2 separate regions of the Homo sapiens genome follow, and region 2 is linked to region 1. The links are chromatin contacts, found by Hi-C or POLR2A ChIA-PET in ENCODE. All regions are on one chromosome and are shown on one strand. The core of a region is the stretch at or near the end of the contact, and the rest is flanking DNA. Distances in the headings are between cores, read along the strand shown.

The links. A loop is a pair of places that touch in the nucleus more often than their neighbours do. ChIA-PET counts read pairs that join two places held with the same protein, here RNA polymerase II (POLR2A). Pooled maps may share reads with other maps.
Region 2: a loop to region 1 is called in a map of natural killer cell, with 7 times the contacts of the local background. The contact joins two enhancer-like sites. A Hi-C loop is called at or near these places in 1 of 168 maps with a recorded cell type or tissue (natural killer cell), 2 of 37 single-sample maps with no recorded cell type and 4 of 50 pooled maps. POLR2A ChIA-PET finds 5 or more read pairs at or near these places in 1 of 52 experiments (GM10248).

The regions. Positions count from the first base shown.
Region 1 is chr17:20,644,347-20,652,233 of GRCh38, forward strand. It overlaps LOC105371583 (a long non-coding RNA gene), which reads right to left. Exons shown (of 3, transcript XR_934317.3): 3 at 4,901-5,156. It also overlaps the pseudogene LOC100287072 and the pseudogene LOC729334. Among named protein-coding and RNA genes, the nearest start is that of LINC02088, 15 kb to the left of the region's middle. Within about 2 kb of position 4,930, at least 2 of the 41 ENCODE cell types and tissues checked have a DNase peak (open chromatin) inside an H3K27ac peak, as active enhancers do.
Region 2 is chr17:20,695,195-20,703,081 of GRCh38, forward strand. It overlaps the pseudogene LOC100287072. Among named protein-coding and RNA genes, the nearest start is that of LINC02088, 66 kb to the left of the region's middle. RefSeq lists enhancers at 3,149-3,649, 3,435-3,524, 3,615-3,664, 3,650-4,150, 3,675-3,824 and 1 more. Within about 2 kb of position 3,842, at least 5 of the 41 ENCODE cell types and tissues checked have a DNase peak (open chromatin) inside an H3K27ac peak, as active enhancers do.

The DNA.
Region 1 (7,887 bases), core at 3,680-6,179:
TCCTCACTTCCTCACTAGTTGTAGGTCTATTCAGATTTTCTGTTTCTTAATGTGTCAGTTTTGGTAGATTGTGTGTTTCTAGGAATATGCCCATTTTATCCAGGTTATAAAATTTATTGGTATACTGCTGTTCATAGTATTCTCTTATAATCTTTTTTATTTTCATAAAATAAGTAATACTGTTTCCAATTTCACTTCTGATTTTAATAATTTGAGTCTTCTCTCTTTTTCTTAGTAAATTTCCCTTCTGATTTTGATGATTTGAGTTTTCTCTTTTTCTTAACAAATTTCATTTCTGATTTTGATAATTTGAGTCTTCTTTTTATTAGTCTAGCTAATGTGTTGCTAATTTTGTTGATCTTTTAAAGAGCTAGCTTTTGGTTTTATTGATTTTCTCTATTGTTTTTCCATCTGTATGTTGTTTATCTCTGCTGTAATCATTATTTCCATCTGCTAGCTTTGGGTTTGGTTTGCTCTTCCTTTTCTATTTCCTCAAGGTGTATAATTAGGTTATGATCTGGTTATGTTTCTTCTTTTTCAGTGTATGCGTTTACATAAACTTCCCTCTTCACATTGTTTTATTGTATCCCATAACTTTTGGCATGTTGCCTTTTCATTTTCCTTTGTCTCAAGATATTTTCAAATTTCCCTTGTCATTTCTTCTTTGACCAGTTGAAGAAGAGTGTGTTTAATTTCCACATGTGTGAATTTTCCAGTTCTCCTTCTGTTATTGATTTGTAGTTTTATAACATTGTGATCAGAAAAGATACTTTGAATTATTTTAAATTTTTAAGAATGTGTTAAGGTTTGTTTTGTGGCCTAACATGTGGTCTATCCTGGAGAACGTACCATGTGCACTTGAGAGGAATGTGTATTCTCCTGTTGTGGGGTAGAGTGTTGTGTATATGTCTGTTGTGTCCAGTTGGTTTGTAGTGTTGTTCAAGTCCTGTATTTTCTTATTGATCTGTCTGGTTGTTCTACTGTTGAAAGTGAAGTATTGAAATATCCTAGTATTAGTGTAAGAGTATTTCTCCCTTTCATTCTGTCAATTTTTAAAAATATATTTTGGGATCCTGCCATTAGGTTTATATAAATTTATAATTGTTATATCTTCTTGCTGTGTTCCTTTTTATTTTTATTTATTTATTTTAGATGGAGTTTCACTCTTGTTGCCCAGGCTGGAGTGCAATGGCGTGCTCTCAGCTCACTGCAGCCTCCACCTCCAGGGTGCAAGTGATACTCCTGCCTCAGCCTCCCAAGTAGCTGGGGTTACAGGCGCCTGGTACCACACCTGGCTAATTTTTTGTTTTTTGTTTTTTAAGACAGAGTCTCACTCTGTCACCAGGCTGGAGTGCAGTGGCGCTGTCTCGGCTCACTGCAACTTCTGACTCACTGGTTCAAGTGATTCTCCTGCCTCAGCCTCCCAAGTAGCTGGGATTATAGGCACATGCCACCATGCCCAGCTAATTTTTGTATTTTTGATAGAGACAGGGTTTCACCCTGTTGGCCAGGATGGTCTCGATCTCCTGACCAAGTGATCCACCTGCCTCGGTTTCCTAAAGTGCTGGGATTACAGACGTGAGACACCGCGCCTGGCCAATTTTTTGTATTTTTTAGTAGAGACAGAATTTTCACCATGTTGACCAGGCTGGTGTCGAACTCCTGACCTCAGGTGATCCACTCGCCTCGGCCTCCCAAAGGGCTGGGTTTACAGTCCTGAGCCACCTGCCTGGCTTCCCTTTGTTAATATATACCTTAACAATGTATATTTTCTCCCATTCTATAGGTTGTCTGTTTACTCTGTTGATAGTTTCTTCTGAAGACAGTGGAATACTGTGCAGCAACTAAAGTAGCCACCTAGCAGGATGTGTACCAGTATGGATACATTTTGAAAACACAGCTAAAAGCAAGGTGCAAGGGCATAATAGGCATAAGATGGTGAGGGATAGAGCATATTACCATGTTACAAACCCGACACTCTAAAAGCACAATATAGTATATATAACATTGTGTAAAACACTCAAAACACCCAGAACAATACTAGGCATTATCATGGATACATACATTATAGTAAAAGTGAAAAACCATTCAAGGGATGACCACATAGCAATTTTAGGATAATGCTTATTACTCTCTGAGGTGGGAGGGTACATTGAAGCTTTAAAAAATTCTTCCTAGATTAAAAAGATTTTGCAAGTGTGGCAAAATTTAACTTGTTAAGTCTGGGTACCTGTTTATCATTATTCTTGGTAGTTTCCTGTATATTTAAAATATTAACAATCAAAAATTGCACAGGTGGAAGGACTGTACTGTGCCACTTTTCTGCTTCTGGTATGCGTATGTTTCAGTGCTCTGTGCCTTCCACTGTGGTTCTCTATCAGGTTCATAGTGTATTTCTCTAAAGAAACATTGTAACTTACTGCTAAGTATCTTTTGGCTAAGGAGATTGAAGATCAGCCTTGCTTCAGGGGTGTTGTTCACAGCTTAGCCGCAGAGGGCGCCACCCCATAGCTGATGTGCGGTGGGGCGGCCACACCAGGCAGCCCTCTTGGTACAGGGCCAGTGCCTCCCAGGGAAGCACTGCTCCCCCAGCTGCAGGAAAGAGAAATATTTAAGTGCGTGCAGATTTCCCTTTCGCTTGTAGGAAGGGGTACAGAATCCAGCCATTTGGAAGCATACATCATGTTTCTCTGACTGTTCGTGGCCTCGGCTGTTTCTGAGGCTAATAATGCAAGAAACAGCACATGCCAAAGGCGTCTTTGCCACTGTGTCCATGAGCCTGCTGCTCACTTGCCAGGGGCTTTTTGTGATGTATTATTTTAGATTGAGGGGGTTCGTGTACAGGTTTGTTACATGGGTGTATTGTGTCGTGATGGGGCTTTGGCTTGTAGTGGACTGATCGCTGTGGGAACTTTGTTGTTAAACCGACCAGGGAACTTTCCTTTTATTTTAAGTGGAAAAAGAATATTCATACCTGAAGGAGATGGATAATCACCAAGCAGAACAGCTAAACAGAACCAGCCTAAAGCTGCAAGAAGCATCATCAGAGAGTGATGCAGAGATCAAAGACATGAAAGAAACCATGTTTGCACTGGAAGATCAGGTGGAACAGCACTGGGTTATCAAGTTACACAGTACTCAACTTATCAGTGAGCTAAAAAATAAGTGGGGTCAAGCCCAGGTGAAATGTGGATTGGAAGTGAGTAGGACACTAAAGAACCCAGCAGCAGTGGGTGACTGTGGGAAGGTTTTTGACTGTGTGTTGGCTGGGGTTTATGAAGAGTCTTTCATTTGAGTGTGCTATAATCTCCTGGGAAGAATGTCACCTAAGAAACAATCATTAATCTCTTAAACTAAGTTGAAAACTGGATAACAGAAGAAAAGAGTAAGCAACATAAGTGACTGTGAAAAATAGCAAATGCTTTGTTGTTTGTTGTTGTTTTAGAGAGAGGGTCTCAGTCTGTTGCCCAGACTGGAGTGCAGTGGTATGACCATACTCACCACAGCCTCAAACTTGTGGGCTCAAGCGATTGTCCCAAATCAGTCTCCCAGAGCACTGGGATTACAGATGTGAATCACTGTACCCAGCCACAAATGTTTCTTGTCTGTGCTAGATGTGCTGTGTGTGAGCCATGCTGCTGCCACTGTCTCTAAGCAGCCTGATGGGCTTGGAGGCCACAAGTTGGGACACTTCAGCTGTGACTGTATGAGAGTTCACAGGGACTTTTCCTAAGGACATTCTGTGGGGTAGGAATGGGTTATTCAGAAGAAATACCTTGCCAAGCATTGACACTGTGTTGTCACCAAGCATTGACACTGTGTTGTCTCTTGGAGCTGATAGAGATGGATGATAGGTGTCAGAGTGGATGAAAAATGTGTGCTCTTGGTCTAAAGAAGAAAACAATTCCTGCATGTGTGCCATTGATGGTAGGATATCAAGTAACTTACAGATGTTGGCCACTTAGTTGCTGAAGAGGCATCATTATGAGGCTTATGAGCTCATTGTTTACTTTGACTTGGGAAAAGAAATTTTTAAAAGGGATTAAACGTTGCCTGCTTTGTCCAAATGACCTTTATCAAATTATCACATCTAATGTGCTTCGCTTTTGTGACAAAAGACAATGGACATGGCCAGGTGTGGTGGCTCACGCCTGTAATCTTAGCACTTTGGGAGGTCGAGGTGGATGGATCACCTGAGGTCAAGAGTTCGAGACCAACTTGGCCAACATGATGAAACCTTGTCTCTATTAAAAATACAAAAATTAGCCAGGTGAGGTGGCGGGTGCCTGTAATCCCAGCTACTTAGGAGGCTGAGGCAGGAGAATCGCATGAACCCAGGAGGTGGAGGTTGCAGTGAGCTGAGATCACACCATTGCCCTCTAGCCTGGGAAACAGAGTGAAACTCTGCCTCAAAAAAAAAAAAAAAGAAAAGGTTTAATGGGCAAAGCATTTAGGTCACACCAGCCATTACTAAGAATAGCCTGGTCAGTTGCCTGAGAAGTTCCCCACACCGTGCAGTTGATCCTCCTTATTCACAGATTCACAGATTGCACATTTGTGAATTCACCTGCTTGCTAAAAATTTTTTTTTTTTTAGTTGGAGTTTTGCTCTTGTTGCCCAGGCTGGAGTGCAATGGTGCAATCTTGGCTCACTGGAGGTTATCCTGCCTCAGCCTCCCGAGTAGCTGGGATTACAGGCATGCGCCACCATGCCCGGCTAATTTTGTATTTTTTTAGTAGAGATGGAGTTTCTCCATGTTGGTCAGGCTGGTCTTGAACTCCCGACCTCAGGTGATCCACCCGCCTTGGCCTCCCAAAGTGCTGAGATTACAGGCATGAGCCACTGCGTCCAGCTGCTCAAATGTATTTTAACCCCCAAATCAACACACAGAGTACTTCCACAGAGTCATTTTTGTCATTTTTGGACATGCACAGAGAAGTGAAAAAGTTGAGTCATCCAGTGCTTATGCTCCCCACTGAGGTCAGACAGACACTTTACCTTCTCATGCTGTACATATATCTTTTCCATGGTCTGTTTAGTACTGTGCTTTTAGCATTCTTTTGCTTGGTTTTGGTGACTTCGCTGTTTAAAATGGCCCCAAGTGCAGTGCTGCAGTGCTGTCCACTGTCCCTAAGCGCAGGGAGGCTGAGAGAGACCTGCAGAGAAGACACGTATGTTAGGGAAGTTTCTTGAAGGCATGAGCTCCTGTGCTGTTAAGCCTGAGTTACTGAATCGACAACACAGTACATCAGAGAAAGGGAGAGGAAGTTCGACAATATGTATGTAAAGCTGCCCTGACATGCTAAAGGGACATCTGTAGAGTGTGATGCAGCTGTGGAAAAGATGGAAAAGCAGCCAAATTTATGGATTCATGAGAAGACAGCCAATTTTAAAAAGCAGTGGGCAACATTATTGTGAGACTGAAAACCAAAGACACGTACGTGCACATCGTCTCAGGTCAGGAAAATATTAAATCCTTCTTGGCTAGTGCTGGTCGGCTCCTAGGTTTCAAAAGGCTGTAAGGTGTGAGAATGGTTAACGTTGCAGGCAGGGCAGGTTGTACAGATCAGGAGACTGAGGAAAAATTTAAAAATACTTGCTCAGTGTTAGGAAGAAGGAAATAGGAAGAATGAGTTTCCACTACTGATGAGACTTGCTTGTTTTATGGAGATATTGCCAGATGCAACTCTGTGCACGAACCTGAGAATTGACTGTGTATTCCAGATATTGATTAGTTGGTTAGAGTGAGAGTTGACAGCACCTGCCTCGTTTCTTCTTGAACATGACACGCAGTAGAACTGTGGAACCTCAGCATTCAGTGTCGGTGCCATCCAGGCTGTTCTCAGGATACAGCTGAAAACCTGGACACCATTATCATCAGTGTATCCTTCCAAACCCAGCACCATGATTGTGAAGAAAAGTCAAAGAAGACAAGTTCTGTTCTGTTTTGTTTTTGTTTTTGTGATATTTTGCTGTTGAGAATGGGGTTGTATTGTCCCTAAATCCTTAAAAGTCAGCACAGACACACCAAGAAAACCAGCGTATAATTAATGTCCACAGCAAAATTTAGGCCCACCGCTGTGGTTATATCATCATATATCCAGGACTGACAATAACCCAAGCCATCTTTTGAAAAGCTGTTAAACTTTTTAAAAGGATTTTGAAGTATTATTCAGATATCTTTTTGCTCAGAGACCCCGAGACACACGGATCCAGCCCTAGACCGATCACTCCTTCCCATGAGATCCTGATGGGAGAGAAATGGACTGAAAAATGAAAGGAAATTAGGGGGTGTTTTCTACTCAGCAGAATAATCCCAGACGCAGACTCCCAGGCCCACTAGAACTAGAACTGCTGGGGTAGGACCTGCCCACAAGCATCTTTTTAGCCTTCTCTGGTGATTCTGATTCACAGCCTTCATAGAAAACTGCTCTAGGTTAGAGCATGACGACCTATTGAGGAATTTCAGCTTGGTGACTGACACCATCAGATTTAAACTCGAATGACTCTGATAGCCGTATGGAGAGAATGGGAGGCAAGGAGAACAAGGGGCTGCAGGTGTCCTTAAGTAGGGAGAGGCAGGCAAGCCACCTGGGAAGATGTCAAACGCACACATCCTCGGGTTCTGTCTGCCCTTGGAGATTCTGCCTCCAGGTGTCTGGAGTGTGGACTAGAACATCGGTGCTTTTGAAAAGTTTCACCAATGATTCAGAGGCTTAACTGCCATTGAGACCCACGACTCTGGAAAGTGCTTTACAAACCACAGGAGGAATAAGCAGTCATGTGCTCTGTTATGTGAAAGCCTCTATCTCACAGCAATAAAGGACACTCAGGATGATTGCGTGTGAGTGCGAGGGAGGCCGGGCTCGGTGTGCAAGTGTGTGTGGCCACGGAGGCCTCTTCCCGTAGTGCTGCTATTTGGTTGTGCATCCTGTCTGCTGAGACTGTAACCTCAATATGCACCATGTATTTTTCAGATCATCATGTTCCCTATTTTGGAGGAACTTGCTGCTTCCAGCCCCTCTTTGCAGGGTAAATTGAAATTGCTAAAAGTTGCATTTAGAGTAGAATGCATTTAGAGTAGATTTGAACACCTGCTGTGGCATGTGGAGCTGCCCCTTTGCTACCTGACTTACCTTCTCTCAAGAGTCTCACAACTCTTCCAAGGCCTGTCTGAATTGTCTATTTCTAGGTAATGTGATCAAGCTGGAGAAACAGAAGTCAGATCTGGGGAGGCAGCTAAAGACTCTGACTGAGCAGATACAGGGGAGATGTGGCAGGAGCCTTCACCACCATCTTCCTATAAATTACCCCTCCAAAGTCGGGATCACTCTCTCTATCCTGCTTTATCTTGGAACATTTTCATGACATGGGCCCTGAAACTGTAAGTTCTTGCCAGCAGGAAGTAAAGTCAAAGCAGTCATTTGTTGTCAGGATGGAGAGCTCTCATAACCTGAAGGTGTAATTTCCACCAGTGCCTTTTCCTAGCAGCAAGACACCGTGAAAGCAGGGCCTCACTAAGCACTGCTGGCTGTTCTTTCTTGGTGACTGATACAGGGGCTCTGGAGTCTCTGCTCAGGCACCAGCCCTGGCAGGCATCTGACACAGGGTTGGGCTCTGGCATTTTCAGAAGGAGACCATGGAATGGAGGTGGTTCCAGCCAGATCTGCAGACTGCGGTGGCAGTGGCCAACAATGTCAAGTGAGAAGCCCAGCAGGAGCTGGGCACTGTGAAGAGGAAACTGCTGAACTGCTGGAGGAGGAGGAGAAGGAGGAGGAGAATGCCTGGCTGCAGAAGGAGCTGGGGGATGTGCAGGGCTGCGGCAGGGTGGTTTCCAGCAGAGCTGCCCCTCCGTGAGTCTAGTGGGCACCCAGGCCATGCTTGCTT
Region 2 (7,887 bases), core at 2,592-5,091, 50 kb after region 1:
CCTTCCAGTCTCCTGCTTGAGGGCTTAGACTTGGCAGCCAGGATTATGGGATCAGTCAGAGAAGAGGCCTGGGGGTGGAGAATGACTATCTCAGCCCTCACCTTGTAAATTCGTTTAATTCCCTTGTTTTCAATGTATCACTTGTGCCTCAACTGCTCAATATCCACCCGGTCCAGAGGCTTCATTTTATGCTCTGGTGTGCAGGGAAGAGAGAGTGTCTGGAGCTTTGGCTGCTCTGTGAACACATCTCTAACCCAGTCCTTCTGTTTTTAACCACCTTCATCCCCCGACCTGAAGCACCTCTTGCCACAAATTTCCTGAGCCTTTGGGGGATTTTGTACCATAATCAGGTCTTTGCCCTTCCCCACTGCTGGCTTGGGATTTAGTTTGCTTAGGTCTGTTTTGTTAGTTATTTCTTGTCCATCAACTTTTCAGCTGCCAAGTTTTATTTTCTTTGCTGTTTTCTTTTTCCTTGTCAGTTAATGCTTTTGGGGGAAAAAAAGAAATGCCTTTCTGTGGTTTCGTGGGGCTTCACAATGGAATGAGACTGTGAGTGCATGCATTTCATTGCTGTCTGCCTGGAAGCCTCAGAGCACTTTATTCGTTTCTCCTGAAGGATATTAACCATATCTGTCACAGAGGTCCCAGATATCCTTTGTGTGTGTGTGTGTGTGTGTGTGTATATATATATATGCACACACACACATACACACACACACACACATTATATAAATACACATACTCCTTTGTTCTGGATGGCCATTTATTTCAGCATCACTTATTTCATCATCTCTCTTGAACTACCTGATAGGCCTAGGTATGAATGGGAACTGAGTGGTGTCTGGACTTGTTGTTCCCTTCTGTGGCTCTGTGGGTCTGGTCCTCTGCCACAGGTTGCTGCTGAGCAGAGAAATGAGAGCATGATCTGAATGCTGCACAACATCCTGGGTCCCAGCCAGGGCCCTGTGAGTGTCAGCCAGTGCTGTTATGTGCATTGTCGTCATGATTTTTATGCCCTGGCATTTTTCATTATTTCATTATACTTGTTGGTGTGCCAGATAAATTACTACAAATAATTTTATTTCTTCTTTCCAATATTTATATCTCTTGTACTTTTTTGGGTTTATTGCATTCATGACAGTCTGAAACAACTAATACTTATTAATGCTGGACATTCTTGTTTTATTTTCCATTAATAGCAATATCTTACTTTAAGATTTTTGTATTGTTTTCTGATGAATAGTTTATCAATTAAGGGAAGCTTACATCTGTTTTGAATTTACTGAGTTTTTTTAAATCCCGAAATAGATAAGAATTATAGCAAATTCCTTTTTGGCAGTTAATGAGCTATTCATATGGTTTCTTTTTAAACTTATTTATGTAATTAATAACATAAATAGATTTTCTAGTAGGAAAAAATTCTTACATATCTGGGGGCAAAATTCCAATTTGGTTATGGTGTATTACTGTTGTGGGAAATCTCTACTTGATTATGGTTAATATTTAATATGAAGCATACTATTTTTTATACTCTTATTGATGAAGAGACATTTGGCTTGTGGTTGCTTGCTTTAAGTATAAATAAAGTTTTGTGTTAATAAGGCCTGATTTTTTTAGTTATGATGTTAGTGAGCTCTAAAACCCTGTATTATCTTTTTATGTAGTCAAAAATGCAATAAGGGCCAAGTGCAGTAGCTCACACCTATAATCTCAGGGCTTTAGGAGGCCAAGGTGGGAGAATCGCTTGAGGCCAGGAGTTTGAGACCAATCAGGTCAACATAGCAAGACCTCCTCTTACAAAAACGTTTTAGAAAAATAGCTGGGCATAGTGGCACATGCCTGTAGTCTCAGGTACTTGTGAGGCTGAGGTGGGAGGATTGCTTGAGCCCAGGAGTTCAAGGTTGCAGTGAGCTGTGATCATGCCACTGCACTCCAGTGTGGGCAACAGAGTGAGTCCCTGACTTTTTTTTAAAAAAAAAAAAAAGAAAAAGTAATATTTATTTATTTTACTGCCTTCTCTAGTAGTGTTGGTGACAGAATTAATTCTCAGCCAAAGTTTTTTTTTTTTTTTTTTTTTTTTGAGACGGAGTCTCGCTCTGTCACCCAGGCTGGAGCGCAGTGGCACGATCTCCCCTCACTGCAAGCTCCGCCTCCTGGGTTCACGCCATTCTCCTGCCTCAGCCTCCCGAGTAGCAGGGACTACAGGCGCCCGCCACCATGCCCGGCTAATTTTTTGTATTTTTAGTAGAGACGGGGTTTCACCATGTTAGCCAGGATGGTCTTGATCTCCTGACCTTGTGATCCGCCTGCCTCGGCCTCCCAAAGTGCTGGGATTACAGGCGTGAGCCACCGCACCCAGCCACAGATGTTTTATACTCTGGGTATAAGACTCTGACTCTCAAATCTGACAAACGAAAACTTGAAGCTTTAAAAAAAAAAGAAATGGTTGGAAGTTGGGAAACTTCTCATTTAAAAGTTCCAGACAATTTTTGTGTTCTCTAACAGTGAAGACTGAAGTTTTCCCTGGGACTGATGCCCTTGTTTTGGTGAAAGTCTTCTGAAAGGACCTGTTAGTTGTGCAGAAGTAAGGCTAGGCCTCCTCCTGTTCTCGGGGCTCAGGGTGTGAGTGGTCTGAGGCCCGCCATCGACCCCGGTGCCTCAGTGGCAGATCGAGTGTCTCTCATCCCTTGTGGCCACTTGATCTGCTGAATTCTGAGTCGGATGTGTTGAAGTCTCTTCCTCTGAACTGTGGTTTGTGTAAAAAGCTTTGATTTCTAAGAGATTATGTCGAACCATACATAAAGGTTTCTAGCCCTATCTTCTTGGTGGTGGCTTTTACCTTTAATTTTAGTTAGTCCTTTTAATCTTGAAGTATACATTTTGCAATACCAATATTACTGTTTCCATCTATGTTTTGAGGTTAGAAATCAGAGTTGGAGGCAGGGTCTGGGCCCAGGTGCTCTTGCCAGGGCTGCTTTCTAGGGTAGAATGGAGGAAGAGCCTTGGGCAAGGGCCAAGACCACTGGCCACTGTCGCCAGGGGAGCACTCAAAAGTCAGGGCTGTGCCTGGGAGCAAGAGGGACTCCAAAGACCCAGAGCAGATCTGGAGCACTGTGAGTTGGAGGAGTTGGGGTCGGACGGCAGCCTACAAGGGTGAGGGTGGTGAGAAAGCAGGGTGAACAGAGAAGGACAGATGTGGCCCGCTCAGGGATCCACACCAGTGTATGGAAACTGAGGCCCAGAGACCACCAGCCAGTAAATAGCTGGACCCAGGGAGGCCAACTCCACAGTACGCACCCTTAACTACCATGCCGGGTAGCATCCTTACTGTCCCAGAAGCATGCTTGCTTCCTCTTTACACAAACCATCCCACTCTACACCTCTTCCCCTGAGCGCACAGGACAGGACAGGACAGCTCAGTCAACACTGTCAAACCCATGACTCATGGGAGGAGCATCCCTCCAGGCATGAGTGAGCTCAGCATGGCACAGGTGTGCCAGGATGACCCCTACTGACATTTCTTCCCTGCTTGTGTACTCTTTGGGATGCTCCCACCCCTATCTCCTGCCACCCTCAGAGCCCCATAACTGTGTCCCCCTGGCTGAGGCAGCCCTGTGCCCACGGCCCTGGAACTCACTGGGCTCAGATAGGGAGCCTGGGAACCGCTGAAGGCCATCTCCACCGCCTCTGTGGCCACCGCTGCCTTTCACACCTGCCAGGCAGTCCTTTGCAGAAGGAATGACTTAACAAAGAAATAGAAACCAAAGCAACTTGGCTGTTATTCAATGGGGAGGAGCCGGCAGCAAGAGGAAGTGGGTCCAGAGAGAGAAAGGTGGTAGGGTGCTGGTTGAACTGGGGTGACACTCATAGAGGGAAGTAGGCACTCCCAGCCCCAGTGACCTTTCCCTCCTCCCTCTCCTGTGCTCAACCCCAGCCTGAAGCATAATTGGTTTATAGAGGTCTACAATGCTTGACCACACTGACATGACAGTGAGTTGCCAGATGACACTGCCCAGAAGTATGTGGCTGGGTGTCCTAAGCATGCTTGGCCACTGGTTCCAGAAAATAATGGGGCTGGGCATTGCCTGTGCACAGGGTGCTTGTGGGGAAGGGCGGCTTCAACCCATTTTACATATAGAGAAGCTGAGGCTCAGAGTCTAAGGGAGATGCCCCAGGTCACACAGCTAATTCGTGGCAGCCTGAGCTATATGAAGATTCTCAGACTCTTCAAAAAGTATTTCTCCTCTTTAAATTTCTATTCTTCATGTAAAAACATAATTATGTAGAAGGGAATATTTTGCATGAAAAACACTATAATGAAGATTTTTATTCTAGAGTATGTGGTGCCCAGGAGCTTCTGATCCTCCCTCTCAGTGAATCTCTCTTTTTTCTCTTCTCCATCCTTATTTTCTGAGCTTTAGGATGGGGAGAGAAGTCTTGGACATAACAGAACATTTCAAGCGACATGGGAGTGGGAAGGAACATATGGCATGAACTGCCTTTAATTGGCTTCAGCAGCTAGTTAGGGGAAATAATTGGCTGAAACAGAGAATAACAGGATAGGCTGCAGAGGGGAGAGGGAGCCATGAAATAAACTTACCTGAAGTTGACCAGGTCCCAACGATGTGCTGGCGAGAAGGCCCAGAACTCAAGCTGGGGATGGGCGGGTAAGGACCATACAGGCTCGAGGGGATGGCAGGTGCCCCAGGCCATACGTGAGTCTGCACGTCTCTTCCTTCCTGTGCTCTGCCTAGATGCACTAGAATTTGCAGATGAATTCCTTTGAGATGCTCCCATAGACTGAGGCCGTGTGTGTCGTCTGCACTCTCCATCCCATTATGTTCTGGATCAAGTAGAATCTGACCAAGTTAAGGAATAGACAGTACAAGGGGAGCAGAAAGGAGAGAAAGGAAGGGAAATTCTTTGCAATCCTCTCGAACACCAGGAATATTTTCATCACGTCACGTCATTTGTAGGCAATCACCAATTGATTGGGATATGGAACAACTGGAACTATCATTCATAGCAGACTTGAGTGTAAAATAATCCAACTTAAAAAAATGGGCAGGGCGTGGTGGCTCATGCCTGTAATCCCAGCCCTTTGGGAGGCTGAAGCGGGAGGATCACTTGAGTCCAGGAGGTTGAGACCAGCCTGGCCAAGATAGGAAGACCCTGTCTCTACATATAATTTACAAGGCAAATTAGCCAGGTGTGGTGGTGGACACCTGTGGTCCCAGCTATGTGGGAGGCTGAGGTGGGAGGCTCACTTGAGCCCAGGAGGCCGAGGCTGCAGTGAACCCTCATCACGCCACTGAGCTCCAGCCTAGGTAATAGAGCAAGACTGTCTCAAAAAATTAAAAAAAAAAAAAAAAAAAAAAAACTGCTTGGTGAGTTGTAATACAGTCAAATATCTACTTCTATGTTCTGGCTTTTCTACTTCTGAAAAATTACCCAAGAGAAAGGAAAACATATTTGTCTGTTTTTAAAAGCTTTACTCATCGTAGCCCCAAGCTGGTAACAATGCAAATGGTCACCAACAGAAGAAGGGAGAAATGAATTGTGGTTTTCACACCACAGGGTGGCCCTCAGCAATAAAAAGGAGCTAGGCCACAGGAAACGTCAATGAGCCTTGCAACTGAGCGGAAGAAGCCAGATCCAAACAGACACATGCTGTGAGAATTCCATTCGAGTCAAGTTGAACAACAGGCCAGAGTGGCGTTACCCTTGGGAGTCACTGACTGGGAGGGGCACGAAGGAGTCTTGGAGAGGCTGGAAATGTTCTGGATCTGGTTCTGGGTGGTGGTCCCACAGGTGTTTACATCCATTAACAACAGGCTGAGGCTGGGTGCAGCAGCTGACACCTGTAATTCAGCACTTTGGGAGACTGAGGCAGGAGGATTGCTTGAGTCCAGGAGTTTGAGACCAGCCTGGGCAGCATAGCAAGACCTTCTGTGTACTAAAAATCAAAAAACTTAGTGAGGCATGGTGGTGCATGCCTGTAGTCCCAGCTACAGGGAGGCTGAGGCAGGAGGATTGCTTGAGCCTGGGAGGCTGAGGCCACAGTGAGCTATGATCACACCACTGCACTGCAGGTTGAGTGACAGAGCAAGACCCTGTCTCAAAACAAAACAAAACTCAAACAGAAAACCAGGATCTGTACATTTTACTCTACCTAGACGATATCTCCGTAAAATACTGCTAAAAGAAAATATCTCCCAGAGCCCAAGGAGACACAGGCACAGCTAAGAGTTCCAGCAGTTTAGCACCTTAGCATCACCTTGAGCCTTGGAGGTGAGTCACAGTTAAGCAGCTTCACTAGTGAGTCCAGCCCATAAAGGAGGGCCCTCTGCTCCACACCCTGTCTGGAGGTGCCCCAGTAAGGTCATACCCAAAGGCTGACATGTTTTTAGACTAATCAACACAGTACAGTAGGGAGGCACTTCGAGGCACAGTGCCAGGCCACTGAGAGTTCTGACTTCGGCACCCTTCAGTCACCACAATCCATTCCCAGTGGTTAGCTCTGGTCTTCAGGAGACTAGAAGCAGCCCTCGGGAATGTTCCTGCTCAGAGCTCTAGTGTTCAAAGTCACAGACCCTTCTCGGAGGCTCTCTGTTCTCTGCCCTATAGACTGAGGGAGTCTGCCACCTCACGCTCATTAGGATGCCTATGATTAAAAAAAAAATCCAGAAAATAACAACTTTTGGCTAGAATGTGAGTAAACTGGAACCCTGTGAAAACAGCATGGCTGTTCCTCAAAAACCTCATCATAGAATTACTATATGGTCCAGCAATTCCACTTCTGGGTATATCCCCCAAATAACCAAAAGCAGGAACTCAAAGAGACATGTGAACACCCAGGTTTGTAGCAGCATCATTCACAAAAGCCAAGAGGTGAAAGCAACACGTGTCCATCAATGGATGAGTGGTCAACAAAATGTGGGCCAGACATACATTCAGCCCTAAAAAGGAAGGAAATTCTGGCACATGCCACAACATGGATGGTCCTTGAGAACATTAAGTGAAATAAAAGTCATAAAAGAACAAGCACTGTAGGCTGGGTGCGGTGGCTCACACCTGTAATCCCAGCACTTTGGGAGGCCAAGGTGGGAAAATCACCTGAGGTCAGGAGTTCAAGACCAGCCTGGCCAACATGGTGAAACTCCGTCTCTATTAAAAATATAAAAAGTAGCCGGGCGTGGTGATGAGTGCCTGTAGTCCCAGCTACTCAGGAGGCTGAGGCAGGAGAATCGCTTGAACCTGGGAGGCAGAGGTTGCAGTGAGCTGAGATCGCACCACTGCACTCCAGCCTGGGCAACAAAGTGAGACTGTCTCAAAAAAAAAAAAAAAAAGAAAGAAAAAGCACTGTATGATTTCACTTGTCTGAGATACCTAGAGTGGCCAGAATCAACAAAAGAAAGTAGAACGGTGGTTAGGGGCTGGTAGGAGGGGGAATGAAGACTTGTCATTTAATAGGTATAGAGTTCTGGTTTTACAAGATGAAAAGAGTTTTGTGGATGGATGGTAGTGATAATTGTATAACAGCATGAATGTTCTTAATACCTCTGAACTGTATACCTAAAACTGGTTAATATGGTACATTTTATATTATGTGTGTTTTACCACAATTAATTTTTTTTTTTAAATGGGGTCTAACTCTGTCATCCAGGCCAGAGTGTAGTGGTGTGATCTCAGTTCACCACAACCTCCTCGCCACCCCCACCCCTTCTCACCACCCTCGGGCTCAAACCATCCTCCCACCTCAGCCTCCTGAGTAGCTGTGACCACAGGCTCATGCCACCATGTTCGGCTAATTTTTTGTACTTTTGGTAGAGACAGGGTTTCGCCCTCTTGCCCAGGTTCATCTCAAACTCCTGAGCTCAAGTGAAT